Linked DNA regions of Homo sapiens: region 1 is linked to region 2. Evidence: read pairs that join two places in POLR2A ChIA-PET (ENCODE). Cell type or tissue: IMR-90. All regions are shown on one strand. Each heading gives the region's core, and the rest is flanking DNA. Links, peaks and the distances in the headings are about the cores only. Region 1 has its middle 48 kb from the start of CDYL-AS1. Region 2 overlaps LOC105374894 (a long non-coding RNA gene).

The links. ChIA-PET counts read pairs that join two places held together with the same protein. Peaks named below come from ENCODE experiments on the same cell type or tissue, not always from the same donor. Only the 100,000 strongest peaks of a DNase experiment are listed, where the experiment ranks them.
Region 1: POLR2A ChIA-PET joins it to region 2 with 7 read pairs; 2 of 35 experiments call an interaction of 5 or more read pairs at or near these places.

Annotation. Positions count from the first base shown.
Region 1 is chr6:4,721,545-4,732,682 of GRCh38, reverse strand. It overlaps a transcript of CDYL not described here. Among named protein-coding and RNA genes, the nearest start is that of CDYL-AS1, 48 kb to the left of the region's middle. RefSeq lists enhancers at 1-667, 6,549-7,096. In IMR-90, for the core only: no CTCF peak of the experiment used is centred there; no DNase peak of the experiment used is centred there.
Region 2 is chr6:4,571,012-4,582,149 of GRCh38, reverse strand. LOC105374894 (a long non-coding RNA gene) reads left to right here. Exons shown (of 4, transcript XR_007059418.1): 2 at 347-511. Among named protein-coding and RNA genes, the nearest start is that of KU-MEL-3, 34 kb to the left of the region's middle. In IMR-90, for the core only: no CTCF peak of the experiment used is centred there; a DNase peak (open chromatin) is centred at 4,529; H3K27ac peaks cover 267 bases.

The DNA of each region.
Region 1 (11,138 bases), core at 3,769-8,768, 150 kb before region 2:
CCCCCCCTCTTTTTTTTTAAAAAACAGGATCTCTCTCTGTTGCCCAGGCTGCAGTGCAGTGGTGCAACCAGAGCTCATTTGCTGCCTCAACCTCCCAGGCTCCAGCAAGCCTCCCACCTCAGCCTCCTGAGTAGCTATGACTGCAGGCATTCACCACTATGCCCAGTGAATTTTTTATTTTTTAATGTTTTTGTAGAGATGGGGTCTTGCTATGTTGCTCAGGCTGGTCTTGAATTTCTTGCCTCAAGTGATCCTCCAGCCTCTGCCTCCCAATGTGCTGGGATTACAGGCATAAGCCGCAGTGCCCAGACATTTCTTCCCATTAAATTAAATTAATTAATTAATTTAGAGACAGGGTCTGGCTCTGTTGCCCAGGCTGGGGTGCGGTGGCACAATCAGAGCTCACTACATTTGCAATCTCTGGGGCTCAAGCAATCCTCCCGCCTCAGCCTCCTGAGTAGCTGGAACTACAAGCATGCACCATCATGCTTAGCTAATTTTTGTACTTTTTGTAGAGACAGGATCTTGCTATGTTGCCCAGGCCAGTCCCAAACTCCTTGGCTCAAGTGATCCTCCTGTCTCAGCCTCCCAGAGTGCTGGGATTACAGGGATGGACCACCATGCCCAGTCATTTTTTCCTATTTTAAATCAACTCTACATATTACTTTTAAATTATCACATATTTAAAATTTGTATTTCACACATACAAGAGAATATATTATAAAATAAAATGACCTCATGTAATTGACACCGAAAAGAAATAAAACATTACCATCTTCCCCCTCCTTCCACAGATTACTAGTCCCTTGAATTTTCTTGCATATTAATTTTTGCAGGAGGCAATGATTTCTTTTTTTTTTTTGAGACAGAGTCTTTCTCTGTCACTCAGGCTGGAGTGCAGTGGTGCGATGTTGGCTCACTGCAACCTGCATCTCGGCTCACTGCAACCTCTGCCTCTGGGGTTCAAGTGATTCTCCTGCCTCAGTCTCCTGAGTAGCTGGGATTACAGGTGCATGCCACCGCATCTGGCTAATTATTGTATTTTTAATAGAGATGGGGTTTCACTATGTTGGCCAGGCGCTGGTCTCGAACTCCTGACCTCAAGTGATCTGCCTACCTCAGCCTCCCAAAATGCTGGGATTACAGGCATGAGCCACCATGCCCGGCCAGGAGGCAACATTTCAAGACATGTTTTTTGGATCCATAATGGAAGGGGATGAGACACAGAGGGAGCCAGGGGCACCTGACATAGACCCTGGAATTCTTACCATTTGAATTAGATCATGATAGCCCCTTTAAAAGGCATGCTGGCTATTTAGGTAGTTTAATACACTAGCACCCTTTAATACTGTAAGAAGGATTTATGTCTTAACTACTCATAAAGATGAAAATAGGTTGGGAGATCCATGATTTATGTGAACACTTCATGTGAAAAAACCTGGAGGCTTCAGTTAGCTACGAGATTTATATAAGCTGAAGGTGTTAAGTGGTCTTGAAAAAGACAAATACAATCGTACAATGTATTACCAGAAGTGTAACGTTCCGGACACAGGAGAAGTCAAGCAATGGAGTATTCGCACTAGTCAGGATAGCACACTCAATGCTGAGCATCGTTACGGAATGAGCAAAGGAATACCTGCACTTGTTCCAGGCCCAGACGTTGAAAACATGCAAAGAAGCAGCAAACAACAGTGGACCGGTAATCTCATCATTCCAAACAACCACTTTTAACTTTTTTTGGAAATATTTTTCCAGGATATTTGCTAAATAGGTGTTAAAAACTAAGAGGGAGAGCAAGGCGGAATGTGTGCAGAGGAAAGTCACCAGAACGGGGTGGTGAGTGAGGCATGGAATTGCAACTGTGTAAAGAGCTATGTCAGGCGAGGGAGGGAGGCCAACTCTTCTGTGTTGTTTCAGAGAATACTATTGGAATCACAGAGATAGGGAGGACCCTGCAAGGGGATGCTGAAAGAGGTATGTTCTTTTTTTTTTTTTTTTTTTTTTTTTTGAGATGGAATTTCGCTCTTGTTGCCCAGGCTGGAGTACAATGGCGCAATCTCGGCTCACTGCAACCTCCGCCTCCTGGGTTCAAGCGATTCTTCTGCCTCAGCCTCCTGAGTAGCTGGGATTATAGGCATGCACCAGCACGCCAGGCTAATTTTGTATTTTTAGTAGAGACGGGGTTTCACCATGTTGGTCAGGCTGGTCTTGAACTCCTGACCTTGTGATCTGCTCGCCTCAGCCTCCCAAAGTGCTGGGATCACAGGCATGAGCCACCGTGCCTGGCCAGTCTTCACATTTCCTTGACTCTTCACTCTGCTTCTGTAGGAGAACTCAGCTTAGCTCATGAACAAGACTTTAAAATGGACTTGCTGAGCAGGAAGACATTTGGTGCCAGTACTGGAACCGTTACGCTTTGCCTCCAAAGAATTTCCTTCCCTCACTTGGAAGCATGTAAATGACATTACCTAATTATAGAATCTCAGAAAAACACAGAATTAAGTCTCCATGGTTGCTTCTGTAGTTTACCCCCAGCAAAGGTTTGTAATCTCAGGCTGGTTTCACTGTGCCACCCAGAACCCACCTTTATCATTTTCCAGACTACCAGTGGTTGGAGACACTTGTTCTGGTAATATCTCCAGCAAAGCCTCATCAGAAAAAATATATTTCTTATAAGAAAATTGTCTGATCCTTTCAGAATAGAAAAGCTTTTGGGTTTTTGGATGTTTCAAGGTACCTGTACTATTGTCTCTACCTTTTTTTTTGAGACACAGTCTCACTTTATGGCCCAGGCTGGAGTGTAGTAGCGTGATCGTGGCTCACTGCAACCTCCACTTCCCAGGCCCAAGTGATTCTCCCACCTCAGCCTCCTGAGTAGCTGGGACCACATACATGCACCACCATGCACAGCTAATTTTTGTATTTTTTGTAGAGACAGGATTTCACCCTGTTGCCCAGGCAGGTCTCAAACTCCTGACCTCAAGTGATCCACCCGCCTTGGCCTCCCAAAGTGCTGGGATTACAGACATGAGCCACCATGCCCAGCCTCCACCTTTTAATCCTAATCAAAATGTGATTTGGTCATTGTTTTTTTTAGATGATGGATTTCTAATTACTTAAGGAATGGGCCTTCTGCATGTGAGCATGTGAGGACTTCTCGGATCCATGCCTAGGTGTGACAAATATTCTCTTCTCTAAAGCAATGTATAACCTGGGAGTAATCCCAGTTGGTCTGGGCTTTAGATTTGCCAGAGGTCTGAGAAGGTATCAAGGTCTAGAAATGTGGATGTGGCTTTTGCATGCTCAGTCGACTTGTTGATTCTGGTGTGTGTATATGCACGCAAAGTTTCAGAGAAAATAGATCGGAAAAAGGCTTGAAAACAGCCTGAGCAAAAACAGGCTGTAGGGCCTCTTTAGGACCTTGCCGGATGCCAGCACAAGGGATAGTCTGTTTGGGGGAATTTCAGGGGTGGAAAAAAGATGCTACAGAGCTGGGTTTGTGTGTTTGGAGAAGAGGGAATTTTATCCCACTCTGTTGTTGACCTGCTGACTCTGTGCTGTAATTGATGAGTTTCTGTGCCTGACTACCACACTGGGCTGAGTAGGCAGAGAGAAGACATTAAATAAGGGTTAAGTTGAATTGGTTTGATCCTAAGAGGGAGACTGGGACCTGGGAGGAAAGATCTTTGGGAAGGCATGTGCTGGGACTGGGCTTGGGAAGTAGAACCCAGACCAGCCTGAAGCCTGGGTACACCCTGGTATGTACTAAATTAGTGGAATGGCATGGAACTGTGCAAATAGTTAAAGCTGGATTGTAGAGAAGTCATTGTTCCACTTCAGATGGCCAACTGACCTTGAGAACCGGAGTGGGCACAATATGGCAAAGTGCACAGAAAGGGCTCTGAGCCCATGACATCGCTTTGAAGGATGACACTTTCTGATCTCTTTACAACCAAAAGCAGAAAGCTACCCTGGTCACTGAAGCCCTCTGTCCAGGGGCTTGCTGGAATTCCTCGACAAGTGTCCAGTAAAATGGACTTCCTTTCCCTTTAATAAGCAAGAGTCCAAGATTCCTCATCAGGTGTGCAGGGGAATCTGTCCTTTCTGGGGACCTCTGAAGAGTTTAATTAACTGATTTCTCAGTGCCTGGCTTTCATCATCTTTTCCATTTTTCAGTTCAGCCACTAGTGTTCAGGACCTGGAAGCAATAATTGGAAATGTTCTAGAAGCAAGCGGGACGGAAGAGGAAGCCCATGCAAGGATGGGGGAGTGAAGAGGAGGAACCTGAGGCTGAAGAGCCACATGCAGCAGGGAAGCCCACACTGGGGATAGAGGCTTGGGAATGCCCTGGCACAGGCAGTGGCCTCAGGGGTGGTGGCTTCAGGGGTGAGCCCGAGGCAAAGTCCTCCTAAGCAGCCAGTCAATTGGCTCAGATGTGGATCAGCCTACGGCTAATCATCCACAAGCAAGCTTAATTTTGCTGGGTGTGACCAGAGATAAAAGAAGTAACAGTCCCAGTCATTTCATGGGAGCGGAGTGATAACACTCTGAAGAGAAACTGTTTAGTTGAAGAAAGAGTCCTTAAAAAGGAAAAAAAATAAGCAAATTCTGAAGCATGGGTTAACTATCAAATGGGCACTTGTAGGTCGTCTCAGTTGTAAACCCTCTAACCAACAAATGGCTTCTGTCGACAGCAAGGAGCTTGCTGCAATAATCCTGGAGGAGAGGCAGTCACAGGCTCTAAATGTGGAAAATGTTGGTAACCCAGGAGAAAGAGCCAGCAAGACTGAAACCAACCAGTCCTAAACCACAGAAAGAAAAAAGTCAACATACCGTTTGTCACCATGTCACCACCAGCCTTGCTAAAGAGCACTCATTGAGTGCATGAGCCCCCAGGTGGCAGCTGAAATCCTCAGCAAACATGACACTGTATTTTATCACGGTGGCATCCCACCCCAAAGGGCAGCTGGAAGCGGTTTGTCAGGGAAAATTCAAGAAACAGAATCCATATCTACTCAGGGCTTATGCTAAACACAGCATCAAATAGAGGTAGTTGAGAAATTTAATTTCATTTGGTGGAGGGAGGGGGTGGGTGGGAGGCAGGGGATAGTGACTGAACAGAGAGAGGGAGGGAGAAAAGAAAGCTTTGAATAAACAATCAATACTTGGCTGGACTTGTGTGAAGAGAGATGACTTGGTAGTTTTCCTCCTTGTTCTGTCCTAACTCATGCTCCTTACAACAGATGGGCTTGAGCCTGTGGAAGGCTGTGTTGCAAATCCACCCTATGTATGGACAGAAAACCTGTTTTACAGTGTTTGAGAGGAGTTCTTAAGTTCCTCTGCATACATCCATGAGCTTCCTACCCTTCTTCCTCACCTGAATGTATGACACTTTTGGACAAACTGTCATTACTTATTGATTTAGATTACATCAAAGAGGTTGAAAGGAAGAAACCCACACTTCTCTGGAAACTCCTGGTTCAATGGAATGTCCTATTCCTTTCACCCCATTCCTTGTGTTGGCAGATAGCTACTTTGTGTCAGGGAAGTGGAGATACATTTGGAGTTTCTGGTTTTGGGGAAAATATATTTTTTAAATTACTAAAATGTAACATTGTTAAACAAAGTGACTAAAACTATGTATTTAAATGTATATATGCACTTAGGGTAAGGTAGAGAGTTTGAGGGTGGGGAGACTAATTTTAGAGCCTACTTAGTGTTAGGTATTTTTGGAAATTATATTATTTAATCCTTACAACAATCAATGAGTCACCCATTATTTCCCACATTTTACAAAGAGAAGAATGGAGTCTCAGACTAACTTGTTTTCCAAAAATCATAAGCACCCTTCACATGGAGACTTGTCTTTTCATGAGACATTAGCTGCCATGATGATATCATTGTGTGAGGAATTTCTGCAGTTTAATGCTAACAGAATGAAATCTAATTTTATGATACATTTATTCGACTTTTTTTTTTTTTTGAGACAGGTCTCACTCTCTCACCCAGGCTGGACTAGAAGGCAGTGATGCCATCTCAGCTCACTGCAACCACTGTGGGCTCAAGCAATCCTCTCGCCTCAGCCTCCCAAATAGGTGGGACCACAGGTGTGTGCCAGCATATCCAGCTAATTTTTTTTTTTTTTTTTTTTGAGACAGAGTCTCGCCCTGTCCCCTAGGCTGGAGTGCAATGGTGCGATCTTGGCTTACTGCAACGTCTGCCTCCCAGGTTCAAGCAATTCTCCTGCCTCAGCCTCCTGAGTAGCTGGGATTACAGGTGCGTACCACGCCTGGCTAATTTTTGTATTTTTAGTACAGACAGGGTTTCACCATGTTGGTCAGGCTGGTCTGGAACTCCTGACCTTGTGATCCGCCCACCTCGGCCTCCCAAAGTGCTGGGATTATGCGCGAGAGCCGCCACGCCGGCCTAATTTTTTTGTATTTCTTGTAGAGACAAATGTTGCCCAGGCTGGTCTTGAACTCCTGAATTCAAGTTATCTGCCTGTGTACGCCAAAGTGCTGGGATTACAGACATGAGCCACCGTGCCGGGCCCATTTATTAGAATTTTAACCTCTAAATCTTGGATTAATGGTGATGGAAAGAATAAGACATGGGGACCATTTTGGAGCTGACATTCGTGATGATTTCCTGTGATGTTCCTCCTGTAAATTTCAGTCGCCCTTAGCAAGTCAGGAGTTGTAGACAACAGATAAATGCAGTGAAACGCTGCTTGGTAATTTGCTCTTTTGTTTTTGGCTTTGACAAAAATGGACACATTTTGGAAAAGCACAGAGATGCTCACCTTTGATAAGAGTGAGAGGTGACAGCGTGTCCGGAGTTTGTTCACAGCCCTCGCTCGCTCTCGGCGCCTCCTCGGCCTTGGCGCCCACTCTGGCCACGCTTGAGCCCCTCAGCCCGCCGCTGCACTGTGGGAGCCCCTTTCTGGGCTGGCCAAGGCTGGAGCTGCTTCCCTCAGCTTGCGGGAAGGTGTGGAGGGAGAGGCGCGGGCGGAACCGGGGCTGTGCGCGGTGCTTGCAGGCCAGTGCGAGTTCCGGGTGGGCGTGGGCTCGGCGGGCAGGTCCGCCCGCAAGCCCCGGAGGTGCAGGTCCACCAGCAAGCCCCGGGCAGTGAGAGGCCTAGCACCTGGGCCAGCAGCTGCTGTGCTCGACTTCTCGCCGGGCCTTAGCTGCCTCCCCAGGCCTCCCAGCGGGGCAGGGCTCGGGACCTGCAGCCCGCCATGCCTGAGCCTCCCCACCTCGCTGTGGGCTCCTACGCCGCCGGAGCCTCCCCCACGAGCGCCGCCCCCTGCTCCACGGCGCCCAGTCCCATCGGCCACCCAAGGGCTGAGGAGTGTGGGCGCACAGGCGCAGGACTGGCAGGCAGCTCCACCTGCACCCTCGGTGCGGGATCCACTGTGTAAAGCCAGCTGGGCTCCTGATTCTGGTGGGGACTTGGAGAACCTTTATGTCTAGCTAAGGGATTGTAAATACACCAATCAGCACTCTGTATCTAGCTCAAGGTTTGTAAACACACCAATCAGCTAGACACAAACCCTGTGTCTAGCTCAGGGTTTGTGAATGCAGCAATCGACACTCTGTGTCTAGCTAATCTAGCGGGGATGTGGAGAACTTTTGTGTCCAGCTCAGGGATTGTAAAGGCACCAATCAGTACCCTGTCAAAACGGACCAATCAGCTCTCTGTAAAACAGACCAATTGGCTCTCTGTAAAATGGACCAATCAGCAGGATGTGGGTGGGGCCAGGTAAGAGAATAAAAGCAGGCTGCCCGAGCCAGCAGCGGTAATCTGCTGTGGTCTTTTTCCACGGTTTGGAAGCTTTATTTTTTTGCTCTTTGCAATAAATATTGTTGCTGCTAATTCTTTGAGTCCACACTGCTTTTGTGAGTTGTAGCACTCACCCGAAGGTTTGCAGCTTCACTCCTGAAGCCAGTGAGACCACGAACCCAACGAGAGGAACGAAGAATTCCAGACGCGCTGCATTAAGAGCTGTAACACTCACTGCGAAGGTCTGCAGCTTCACTTTTGAAGCCAGCAAGACCACGAACCCATCAGAAGGAAGAAACTCCAAACACATCCGAGCAGCAGAAGGAACAAACTCCGGACACGCTGCCTTTAAGAACTGTGACACTCAGAGCGAGGGTCTGCGGCATCACATTTGAAGTCAGTGAGACCAAGAACCCACCGATTCCGGACGCGAGCAGGTTGCTTCAGGGTATAGACATTTGGCACAGTACTGCAGCATAAACCCATCAAGGTAAGCCCTGACATGTTACACGAAAGACACCCTCACCTTTGGAATTATAAAGAGGGGACAGGCTCGGCATGGTGGCTCACGTCTATAATCCCATCACGTTGGGAGGCCAAGGTGGGTGGATTATATGAAGTCAGGAGTTTGAGACCAGCCGGGCCAACATATAATGAAACCCTGTCTCTACTTAAAAAAAAAAAATACAAAAATTAGCTGGGTGTGATGGCACATGCCTGTGGTCCCAGCTACTTCGGAAGCTGAGGCAGGAGAATCATTTGAACCCAGGAGGTCAAGGTTATAGTGAGCCAAGATCATGCCCCTGCACTCCAGAGCCTGGGTGTCAGAGCAAGACTCTCTCAAACGCGCACAAAAAGTGAGGGGACAGATGCAGGACTCAAACTAGCACAGGTATGTGGGATGAGTAAAATAATTTCACGGATACATAAATCTCTCTTTTAATCCCCAGGGCTCATTCATTCTAACCGAAAGCAGATCAGGAGCCATAAGGAATGAATAACTTGATTTTGATTTAATTCTGCAGGGACCGGTTAGACCTAAACACTCAGTTTTTGGCACTAGTGAGTTGTCTCAGTATGTGCCTAAAATAACGACTTGATGTTTCCCTTAGATTTTTAAGTTGCCAAGAGCAGGGGCCAGGCTTATGTGTTGTTTGTGTGCCTTCAGACTCACTCTGCCCTGCTCTGTGGCTTGGGGTGCTGACAGGCGAGGACTCCATCAACAAGCCCCCTTCCTCTGCCTTGTAGTCAGATTTACCCAGTGGGAGGCACAGTGCTAGTCTGTAGGGTGGAGGAGGGGAGGGCTTGCCGCCTCCTGCTGGGTCGTGGTGAGTTCAGGTTGGACAGCCTCCTCTGCCTTTTCAGGTGCTGGCAGCCCCCACTCTTGCTAGCCCAGGATGCTTCTCTGTTCATTGTTTTCTCTAACTATGCCCACACCTCTGTAAATAGCCTCTTTGTGACACTGTCGTCAGATCGCCCAGTTTGGCTGTACTGTCCGTCTCCTGCCTGGACCCTGACTGATTCCTGCTCAGCACAGTGCAGTCATCCTTGGTATCTGTTGGGGATTGGTTCTAGGACCCTAGGAATACCAAAATCCACAGATGCTCAAGTCCCTGATATAATGGCATAGTCAATGCGTATAAAACTTCATCCTCCTGTGTACTCTAAATCATCGCTAAATTTCTTAATATCTACTGCCATGTAAATGCTATGTAAATAGTTATACTACATGGGTTTTAAATTTGTATTATTTATATTGTTGTATTACTTTTACTGCAGTTTTACCCCCAAATATTTTAGATCCATGGTTGGTTGTATCCATGGATATGGAACCTGTGGGTATGAAGGGCTGCCTGTACTTTATACACAGAAGGCATTCAATAAAGGCTGTTTAATTCAGTTAAAGGGAGTGGTCTTGATGATTTTGATATTTTCATTCAAAGATTGCTTATGCTAGGGTAATCAGTTGCCTCAGTTTGGTCTGTGGGGTGTTCCCAGGACTGTGGGCTTTATTTTATTTTTTGAGACAATGTCTCACTCTTATCACCCAGGCTGGAGTACGGTGGCACGATCTTGGCTCATTGCAACCTCTGCCCCCTGGGTTCAAGCAATTGTCATGCCTCAGCCTCCCGAGTAGCTGGGATTACAGGTATGCACCTGCACATCCAGCTAATTTTTGTATTTTTAGTAGAGATGGAGTTTCACCACGTTGGTCAGGCTGGTCTCAAACTCCTGGCCTCAAGCCATCTACCTGCCATGGCCTCCCAAAGTGCTGGGATTACAGGCATGAGCCACTGTGCCTGGCATGAACTGTGGACTTTAAAACAGTTTTAGTTTTAAAACTGTAGCAGTTCTAGATTAACCAGGATGAGTTGGTCACTGTGGCACGTACTCTTTTTAAAAATCTTTACTTGGTATTTGACGAACATTTTCTTATCTTTCGGAAGATTTCTATAATCATAATTTAATTAGTTTTTGTGTTTTTTTAAATTTTTTCTTTGTTTTCTTGAGACAGGTTCTTGCCAAGTAGCTGAGGCTGGTCTCGAACTCTTTACCTTAAGCCATCCTCCCACCTTGGCCTCCCAAAGTGCTTAATTTTTTTGTTGAGATGGGGTCCTGCTGTGTTGCCCAGGCTGGTTGAACTGGCCTCAAGTGTTCCTCCCCCCATTGGCCTCCCAAAGTACTGGGATTAAAGGTATAAGCTACTGTGCCTGGCCTCTGAAGTTGTTTATTAAAAAATATTTCTCTGGCCGGGCGCAGTGGCTCATGCCTGTAATCCCAACACTTTGGGAGGCTGAGGCATGCGGATCAAAAGGTCAGGAGTTTGAGACCAGCCTGACCAACATGATGAAATCCCGTCTCTACTAAAAATACAAAAATTAGCCAGGCACATGCCTATAATCCCAGCTAGTCAGGAGGCTGAGGCAGGAGAATGGTGTGAACCCGGGAGGTGGAGCTTGCAGTGAGCCGAAATCACGCTACTGCATTTCAGCCTGGGCGACAGAGCAAGACTCCATCTAAAAAAAAAAACCCCAAAAAACAAAAATTCTTAATTATGATAAAGTCTGTGTCTGAAACTATTCAGGTAAATTCCTGTGAAGTGGACAGAGCATGTATTGCCATTTTGTGTCTGTTTGAATCTTTTCACTCTCCAGGGAATTCACCCAAGGAAGTGTGAGACAGCAAGCAGTGACGTGTAAGTGTTTCTTAGGAAGTTCTGGGCCAGGCATGGTGGCTCATGCCTGTAGTCCCAGCACTTTTGGAGGCTGAGGTGGGTGGGTCAGTTGAGGCCAGGAGTGGATAGCAGCCTGGCCAACAGGGCAAAACCATCTCTGCTAAAAATACAAAAATTATCC
Region 2 (11,138 bases), core at 2,234-7,233:
GTGTCCAGTATTCTGGCTGCAAAGTGGAGAGAGACTTACTCTGCAGCAAAAGCAAAGCATCAAATAAAACATTTCTGTGAAAGACCTGGCAAGCGGGCATGTCAGCTCTCTGAAGACGTCCTCTTGTTCAGCAAAGTGAAATAGTCTATAGAAATAGGGCTGGAACAAAGGGCCCTGGTGGCTTTGTCCTGGATTCCCTATGAATGGTCAGCTTCCTTGGGCAGAGTTCAGTGCAAATGAGGTCAAGGCTTGGCTCTGGAGGCAGGCCAGTGAGCTCCAGTCTATTTTGTGGAGAAAGACTCCCTCTAATTCCAAATGCCTTTATTGAACACCTAATATTTTCCAGGTCCTGTGCTAGGGGCTAGGAAGACAAAGAGAAACAGAGTCACATCCTCCCACAAAAATCCATGAGATGTCGGAGAGCCGAACTTGTAAACAGCCATCATCAACACAAAGAAGGATGCACTGATGCTCTCTAGAGGCTCACAGGAAATGATTCATGGGCATAGAGGTAAGAGACATGAATTCTGCTTGCATATTCCCAACGAAGTGTCACAGGAGAGAGAGTATTTGAGCCAGACTTTGATTGAGAGTCAGGGATAAAAAATTGTTGGTGACATGTATTTGGTGCTTTACATTTTGTAATTTCACTTCAATGGAATTTTGGTAGGCAGAGCACAGCCGAGGTGTTTTAATGTAGAAAACTGTAGGATTAGGTATACGTGGGCAAAAAGATGTAAAACTTCATGATATTTCCAGCAACTAGGCGTTTGCATTGTTACTGGGGTGCTGTTGCTTCTACTTCTCAGTGGACACGGAATCTATCCAGGAATGTTCCTGATTTACATCAGATAGATTTACATCAGGAACATACCTAGATTTATATCAGGAACATGCCTACATAGATTCCCATAGCTGTCTACATAGATTCAGATCTATGATTTTACACCAATGTCTTCAATTCCAAACAGCACCTCAGGGTTCAGTTTAGTTTTCTCACTTTCCATATATAAATGTATATATTTTTTGAGACGGAGTCTCACTCTGTTGCCCAGGCAACAATCATGCAATGGCGCGATCTCGGCTCACTGCAACCTCCACCTCCCAGGTTCAAGCAATTATCCTGCCTCAGCCTCCTGAGTAGCTGGGATTACAGGCGCCCACCACCACGCCTGGCTAATTTTTGTATTTTGAGTAGAGACGGGGTTTCACCATGTTGGACAGGCTGGTCTTGAACTCCTGATCTCAGGTGATTCACCTGCCTTGGCCTCCCAAAGTACTGGGATTACAGGCGTGAGCCACTGTGCCTGGCCTCACTTTCCATATTTGTAACTCCCTTCTCCACAGTGTTCCTGGAGAATAAAGTGCACTGAGATAGAGAAGACAGATGTGAAGGATGGTTTGGGATCTGCCAGGGAGGTCCCTGAGTGCCATGATAAGATAAAAGACTCTATCTCTTAGGTATGGGTGAGTTATTCAAGGTTTCTGAGAAGAGAGTGATAAGATTAAATCAGAAGAGTAAAGTTAACAGACATTTAAATAGAATCAAATAAGGTTTTTAGGTAGAAAGGGAAGGCCTGGGGACATTTGTTGCAGAGTGGTAAAAATGATGTTGGACTGAGTTCAACTTGGTTGCTAGATAGCTCCATACTGCAATGCCCCTGTGTGATAAGCTCAGCGTATTCCTTCACATTCTGGAATGCTTTTTACTTGGAATCTGAAAGTCACTGTGGAGGTGCTCAAGAGGTTACACTGTGCTTGTTTACCCATCATCCATGTCATAACAAGGACCCATTATTACGCAGGAGGGAGATTTCTTTTTTTTTTTTTTTTTTTTTTGAGACGGAGTCTCGCTCTGTCGCCCAGGTGGGACTGCGGACTGCAGTGGCGCAATCTCGGCTCACTGCAAGCTCCGCTTCCCGGGTTCACGCCATTCTCCTGCCGCAGCCTCCCGAGTAGCTGGGACTACAGGCGCCCGCCACCGCGCCCGGCTAATTTTTTTTGTATTTTTAGTAGAGACGGGGTTTCACCTTGTTAGCCAGGATGGTCTCGATCTCCTGACCTCATGATCCACCCGCCTCAGCCTCCCAAAGTGCTGGGATTACAGGCGTGAGCCACCGCGCCCGGCCAGGAGGGAGATTTCTATATAAGGATTTTATAAATGGATAACCTGTGTCACAATGAGGCTGGAGTTCATTGTCAGAGGACACTGGAATCCTTCTTCAATGACTATGTGTAAGTCAGGATGTCTTTTGTGGAGAATAATTGAAAACCCAACATGAGAAGCTTAAACAACAAGGAATTTTAATCACTCCCGTGGCTGACAGTCCAGAGGAATCAGGACAGGCTCGATCCAGTGGCCCCAGATCTTTCCCTGTGATCCTCTTCGCTCTGCCTTCTTCTCAGGCTGGCAGTGAGACGATCACATGATTTTTGGGGTCTCATCTCAATGCCTGGCATTATCCAGAGGAGGAAAAAAGTTTCAGAAAGTCTTCATAGAAGGAAAAAAGACTTTTCTAGAAGTTTTCAGTAATAGTAATAGTCTCCTTGTATCTTAAGAACATTTCTTTCCATTTGTTTTATTTTCTTTCTATTTTTTGAGAAACAATCTCAAATTTAGAGAAAACCTTCAAGAACAGTACAAAAAAGTTATTTCTCTGAATTATTTGAGAGTAATTTGCTGACGTGAAATTCTGTGCACCAGGATAATTTAGCGTATACTTCCTGTGGAACAAAGACATTCTCCTACAAAGCCAAAATTCTAAATCACAGACACCATTCAAGGTTTTTTGTTTGTTTGTTTGTTTGTTTTTTTAGATGAAGTCTCACTGTGTCACCCAGGCTGGAGTGCAATGGTGCAGTCTCAGCTCACTGCAACTTCCACCTCCTGGGTTCAAGTGATTCTCCTGCCTCAGCCTCCCTAGTAGCTGGGATTACAGGCATATGCTACCATGTTCGGCTAATTTTTGTATTTTTAGTAGAGCCAAGGTTTCACCATATTGGCCAGGCTGGTCTCAAACTCCTGACCTCAGGTGATCCACCTGCCTCAGCCTCTCAAAGTGCTGGGATTACAGGTGTGAGCCACTGCGCCCGGCCTTCCATTCCAGTTTTGCCACTTGTACTGATAATGTCCTTGTAAAGGATGTCCGACTTTCATGACCTTGATATTTTAAAAGACTGTAGCCCAGTTATTTTATTGAAGGTCCCTTGGTTTGGGTTTATCTGATGTTTCCTTATGATTGGATTCAAGTTTTGCATCTGTGGCAGGAATACCACAAAAGGTAATGTGGTGTTTGTTTCATTGCATCTTATCACCTGGCACATGATTTTGATTTGTTTCATCATGGGAGATGTTAGTTTTGACCACTTCATTAAAGCAGTATCTGCCAGCCTTCTTCACTGTAGTTAACTTACTTTTCCTTTGTCATTATTAAGTTGTAGGAAGGTACTTTGAGACACTGTGAATACATACCTTCTTATCAAACATTTAATGTCTTAATTTATCTATATATTTATATTAGTATGGACTCATGAATTCCTAATTCATTTAATGGGTTATGATCTCTAACTACTGTTATTTATTTTGATACTGAGATTCTCCTTTATTTGACTGGTAGGAACCTTTAAGCTGGACTCTGTGTCCTTTTGAAATGTCTCCTAATTCTTTGGGCACATCTTACTTTCTGGTAGAATAAGATGTTCCAGACTCATTTTGCCCTTTCCTTGCTCAAATCATGGAACCAGCCATTTTTTTTGGTAAGTAGTCCTAGCTCCATTTAGTGGAGAAAGATATTTAGAAGCCAAAATTTGGATACTAAGTATTCTTATTGCTACTGGGTTGTTATTGCTTCTAGAGTCTCTCAGTGAACAGGGCTAGGGACTCTATACTGTTATATATATCTGCATTTACATCTATGTCTATTTCTACACCGATCAATCTATATATTGAAATCCATGACTTCACACCAATGTCTCCAATTCCAACACACCACAGGGTCAAACTAGTTTCTCTCTTTCCATGTTTGTGATTCCCTACTCCAAGAGTGACAAACTTGGCTACCATAATTCTCATCCTATTTGTTCATTTGACTAATCCCCAATGTGTAATCAATTTCCCATTGCTGTAGTCTTCCCCTCCCAACATCCTGCCCTCCCTTGATAGTAGCATCCTCTTGTTTCTAATCGGCTTTCACAGCCATGTCTGATCCAGTCACTGAAAAGGGGATGCAAAAACCTTTATTTAGACCAACAAATCAAAGCTGCCTCTGGAGCTGGGGTGGGGTCATCTTTCATTGGGACACGTGGGCTGTGTATAGGAGAGGTAGATATCTAAAAATAATTCAAAGTTCTCTAAGAAAAAAAGAAGGGAGAATCGATGTTGAGTTAGCAGTAACAGTGCTCACTAAAGAGCTGTACAAACACATTCCTGTTATTGAAAACAAACATGTCAAACTGAAGGCAGACCTCTTGCATCATCTTTCTAACGATGGGAAGCACAACTCCTTGGTGCTAGAGCCAAGGAACAATGTCTGACTGCTGAGAAAAGAACCAATAATGTAAACAGCCTCCATGAACAGCAAACTATTCAGACAAGAATTCTGGAGCAGAGCCCAGGGCTTAAGTCATGGCAGAATAAATATATTCTGAAATCACAGCCCAGCTTTTCCCTATCTCAACCCCCTCCCTGTTCCCTTCCCCATACAATTATTTGGATTAAATGTATGTGAATTCAAAATGTTAAAGACATTGACAAATTTCTGTATGGAAATGTTGCAAAAAGTTCCATTTTCACCAAAGCGTTGATGAATGCGGGCTCCTCCATACCTGGGCCACCTGAGCCAACATGATGTATTAATATTGCCAGACTTACGCACTTTTTCCATTCTGAAAATTGGCACTTGTGGTTGTTTGGATTTGCATTTATTTAATCATAAATAAAGTAAAACATGTTTTCATATGGTTAAAACATCATTTTTGACCAGGTGCAGTGACTTATGCCTGTAAACCCAACATTTTAAGAGGCTGAGGTGGGAGGATCACTTGAGGACAGGAGTTCAAACCAGCCTGGGCAACATAGTGAGACCCCATCTCTACAAAAAATAAACAAAATTAGCTGGGCATGATGGTGCTTGCCTGTGGTCCCAGCTGCTCAGGGGATAGGGAGCTGGGATGGGAGGACAGCTTGAGCTTGGGAGGCTGAGGCTGCAGTAAGCCAAGATCATGCCACTGTACCCCAGGTTGGGTGACAGAGTGAGGTCCTGTCTCAGAAAAAATCATTTTTATGTTCTCTGTGAAAGCCTATTTATATACTCTACTTTTCTTCATTGCATGTATTATTTTTTTTCTTACTGATTTGTAAGAGCTCTTTGTATATTGAGAAAATTACAATATGATCTTGTGATATGAATTGCAAATATTTCACCTACTTTGTTTTTAGGGTAGTTTTTTCTGGTTAACATTTTTTGCCTTTTATGTTATCAGATGTATCAATCTTTTGCTTAAGGCCTTATGACTTGAAGAATTAAATTCTGTATAAAGCGTGTTACTGCTAAGCCCTGCCCCTCCCTGTCCGCATCCATCCCAAGCAGTCTGGTTTCTACCCCAAGATCTTAGCCCTTCCTCTGTCAGGATGGACACTCAGCTGAGGCCTTTCATGATGTTCCTTTGTCATAAACTGACAGCCCATGGTATTCTAGATGCTGTTCTAGGTGCTGGGGATGCAAAGATTCAGGTGAAGAAGGCCCAGCCTGTGCCTCCCAGGAGCTCAGAGTCGGGTTGTGTGAACAAATAAGTTAAATAAAGTCTATGATAAAAGTCTGTACAGGGCAGAATGGAGCCAAAAACAAAACAAAGTCAAGAAAGTTTTTAAAAGGCGGTGACCCTTGATTTGGGTCTTGGAAGTGCCACAGGTTTTCACCAGGTACATCAAGAGTGAGTGGAGAAGGGCATTCCAGGGAGAAGAAGCATCTGGGGTCCAAGTGTGGCTGCCACAGAGGGAGGGCACATCTGCCAGGCAAGAGGGTCCAGATCACAGAATCCTGAGGTTGGGCTTTGCTCTGAGGGCAACTGAAGGGTTTTAAGAAGAGAGAGGTAATCAGGCTTGTAATACAACACTGCTCTTGACAGCAGGGTGGAGGGATGGCGGAGGAATGGCAGAATTAGAGACCCAGAGACCGGATACAAAACCACAGTTCATGTGACACTTACAGAAGGCCAGGACCTAACAGTGAGTAATAGGAGGGTGGAGAGCAGAGGATGAGTGTGAAGGAGGAAGACTAGTGAAGTTTGGGTGTATTAGAAGGAGGCGGTTTGCATATTGGAGAGAAGGAGGCGGAGTGGGGAGTGACATGGAATGCAGGATTGAGGAGGACTCCGAGTCTCTTTCAGTGTGGAAGGTGCTGCTGACACTGAGGAGGGAACACAGGACAAGGTGGTTTAGTTTTGGGCTTACTGTGTTTAAGGAGTCAGTGCGATATCCCAGTAGAGATGACCCATAGGCCGTCACTGGGAATAAACAGCTATGGGTCTGGAGAGAGCCTAGGCTGGAGACAGAGATTTGAATTAGTCATCAGTGATGGGGAGGCCCTGACAGTGGATGGGATGGCCAAGTAGTGGTGTGAAGTGCTGCATCTTAAGTGTGTATTTTAATTTAATTTAATTTAATTTAATTTAATTTAATTTAATTTAATTTATTTAAGGGCAGAGTCTCGCTCTGTTACCTAGGCTGGAGTGCAGTGGCATGATCATGGCTCACCGCAGACTCAACCTCCCCAGGCTCAGGTGATTATCGCATCTCAGCCTCCCAAGTAGCTGGACTACAGGCACGCACCACCACACCCGGCTAATTTCTGTATTTTTTTGGAAAGACAGGGATTCGCCATGTTGTCCAGGCTCGTCTCGGACTCCTGGGCTCAAGCAATCTGCCTGCCTTGGCCTCCCAAAGTACTGGGATTACAGGCATGAGCCACCGTGCTCAGCTTTATGTGTATGTTTTAATTTAACAAATATTTACGTAGCACCTGCTATCGACCAGGTACTTTATACATACTTGTTCATTTAAAACAAATACAACTTTTAGGAAGACACTATTATTACCCTCATTTTGCAGATGAGAGAGCTGAGGCTCAGAGAGGTTCACCAACCTGCCCAAGGTCTTGCAGGTCAAAGTGGCAGAGACGAGGCTTGAACCTAGGTTCTCTGGCCCCAATACTCATGCCCTCTACCACCACACTGTGCTATGCTGCTACTTTATACAGCATGTTGATTGTCAAGGAAGTTTATAGGAGTGAGAATAACTACAACTTATTTTCTCCTGGGACCCAGGGATCTTTGTATAAAGACTCTACTCCCTGCCCTTACACGGAGACATCTATGAGTTGCGGAGGAGCCTTTGATTTATGGGTGAAGGCACCATGCTACCTGTATCTCTTCTCTATGGATGCAGGGCATTGAATGACAGAGAACAGCTGACAGGGAGGGCCACTGGTCCCTCTCACTTCTTGCCAGTTTCAGTTAATTTCCATCTACTTTTTCTACCCCTCCCAACAATGAGTCTTGGTTTTGTGTTTCACCAGGATCCAGATGGTGTTGTAAGTTCATTATTCCCACCATAAATCTTCAAAAAAAAATCACATATCAGTGATAGATAACATATAAAGAGAAGACAACAGATCATAGCCACATTAAAAATCAAGACAAAATTTCTACGGACCAGAAGTGTAACAGAAGCACAAGCCAGGGGGATGTGCTGTCACAGGACTTTTGGATTTAGGTCCTGAAACAGGCACAGTGGATGAGAGTTTATATGCTGCAAAGTCATGGCCACTAAATGTACTTCACATGGGGCAGTGGTCCTGGGCCAGGCTCATTCATGCACCTAGGCAATGGGATTGGGCTCTCCCTGCAAAGGAGGCTGGAAAAAGTTACTGCTGGCTGCATATTCTGTTTCAGGGCCTCTGGCTTATGCAACTACCCAGGGAGGGCTGGAGAAAGGAGATCCAGCCGTATAGCTAGGACTTGAGCCAAGCTGCCTGCTGCGTCAAAGGCAGAATGTGAGGTATCTCACTCACCACAACATGGAATTTCTAAGCCATCAATATAAGTTTTGGTTCAAGACTGGGAGATCTGAGAGAGGGGCAGGTGGAGGTGACCAGCAAACTGCTAGGCAGGGTGGGGTAAGTGGAGAAAGAGGAGAGGAAAGAGGAAGAAGGAGAGGAGAGAGGTGAGAGGAGGGAGGGGGAGAGAAAGAGAGAAGAAGGGGGGAGAGAAAGAGAGAGAGAGAGATTTCCACTCAGTAGGAGCCTATAAACTAAAACTGTTTTTTGTTTTGGGTTTTTTTTTTCATTATTTTTAATTTTATTTAATTTAATTTTATTTTAGTATTATTATTACACTTTAAGTTTTAGGGTACATGTGCACAATGTGCAGGTTAGTTATATATGTATACATGTGCCATGCTGGTGTGCTGCACCCATTAACTCATCATTTAGCATTAGGTATATCTCCTAAAGCTATCCCTCCCCTCTCCCCCCACCCCACAACAGTCCCCAGGGTGTGATGTTCCCCTTCCTGTGTCCATGTGTTCTCATTGTTCAGTTCCCACCTATGAGTGAGAATATGCGGTGTTTGGTTTTTTGTTCTTGCGATAGTTTACTGAGAATGATGATTTCCAATTTCATCCATGTCCCTACAAAGGACATGAACTCATCATTTTTTATGGCTGCATAGTATTCCATGGTGTATATGTGTCATATTTTCTTAATCCAGTCTATCATTGTTGGACATTTGGGTTGGTTCCAAGTCTTTGCTATTGTGAACAGTGCCACAATAAACATACGTGTGCATGTGTCTTTATAGCAGCATGATTTATAGTCCTTTGGGTACATACCCAGTAATGGGATGGCTGGGTCAAATGGTATTTCTAGTTCTAGATCCCTGAGGAATCGCCACACTGACTTCCACAATGGTTGAACTAGTTTACAGTCCCACCAACAGTGTAAAAGTGTTCCTATTTCTCCACATCCTCTCCAGCACCTGTTGTTTCCTGACTTTTTAATGATCGCCATTCTAACTGGTGTGAGATGGTATCTCATTGTGGTTTTGATTTGCATTTCTCTGATGGCCAGTGATGGTGAGCATTTTTTCATGTGTTTTTTGGCTGCATAAATGTCTTCTTTTGAGAAGTGTCTGTTCATATCCTTCGCCCACTTTTTGATGGGGTTGTTTGTTTTTTTCTTGTAAATTTGTTTGAGTTCATTGTAGATTCTGGATATTATTAGCCTTTTGTCAGATGAGTAGGTTGCGAAAATTTTCTCCCATTTTGTAGGTTGCCTGTTCACTCTGATAGTAGTTTCTTTTGCTGTGCAGAAGCTCTTGAGTTTAATTAGATCCCAAAACAGAGATATAGATCACTGGAACAGAACAGAGCCCTCAGAAATAACGCTGCATATCTACAACTATCTGATCTTTGACAAACCTGAGAAAAACAAGCAATGGGGAAAGGATTCCCTATTAATAAATGGTGCTGGGAAAACTGGCTAGCCATATGTAGAAAGCTGAAACTGGATCCCTTCCTTACACCTTATACAAAAATTAATTCAAGATGGATTAAAGACTTAAACGTTAGACCTAAAACCATAAAAACCCTAGAAGAAAACCTAGGCGTTACCATTCAGGACATAGGCGTGGGCAAGGACTTCATGTCTAAAACACCAAAAGCAATGGCAACAAAAGCCAAAATTGACAAATGTTTTGTTTTGTTTTTGAGATAGAGTCTCACTGTGTTGCTCAGGCTGGAGTGCAGTGGTACAATCGCGGCTCACTGCAACCTCTGCCTCCCAGGTTCAAGCGATTCTCCTGCCTCAGCCTCCTGAGTAGCTGGGACTACAGGTGGATGGCACCATGCCTCACTAATTTTTGTATTTTTTTAGTAGGGATGGGGTTTCACCGTATTGGCCAGGCTGGTCTCAAACTCCTGACCTCAGGTGATCTGTCCATCTTGGCCTCAATGACTCTTCTGAGGACAGCTGTTCACCTGCCTAGGGCTGCTACATCATCAAAAATAGCTGCTATTGTATTGAGCCATTACTTCTTTGGATGGTCAAAGATATCAAGGAAAGAAAAACTTATTTAAAAGATGAATAAAAAGTAATTTTAAAAAGGCAGAAATAAAATATCACTAGGTGAATATGGAAAAGAATCAACTTGAAATCCTAGAAATAAGAACAATGATAAATGAAATCTAAAAATTCAATAGATCAAATTGAATGGGAACTCTAGACCAAACACAATTGAAGAGAAAATTGATGAGCTGGAAATATCACCAGAAAGTACTACAGAGTGAAAAAGTAACAAAAAATATGAAAGAGAAGTGAAGAGTCACAGAAGGGAGTTCAAAAAACTCTAATAATCATATAATGAGAGTTCTAGAAAAAGTCGATAATTGATTCAATGGTGGATTGTCATATTTGAAGATACAGATAATCCTTGACTTACGATATTTCAACTTATGAATTTTTTTTACATTATGATGGGGTAAAAGCAATATGCTCCTTAATTTACAATGGGGTTATATCTCAACAAACTCATTCTGAAACTTTATTGGGACATAACCCCACTGTAAGTTGAAGAGCATTTGTATATTGATGAGAATTTTTAAGAGTTGAAAAAAGCCATTGGCTCTTAGGTTAAAAGTGTACACTGAATCAGTAAAAATAAATCCACACATAAATGACTTGTGCATACGCAATGCCAGTGTAACAAAACATTGGATATCAAGAATAAGGATAAAATATTAACGAGTACTGGAAAAAAAACAGTAAATCTATACAAGATGATAATTAGTATGACATCAGACATTTTAACAATGATAGATTTGAGGAGACAATGAAGTAATATCTTCAAAGTGCTGTTGGAAAAAATGGACAACCTAAAATTTTATACCCAGCAAAACTATTATTTACAAATTAAGGCAAAATAAATTGTCAGACAAACAAAGATTAAATGAGTTTACCACTTACAGTTTCTCACAGAAAGAACTAATAGACATGAAATTCCATGAGACAAAAAGTGAACCAAGAGAGAAAGTACAGGATCTAAGAAGCAATGATGCACACAAATAAAGTACTTGGTAATATATA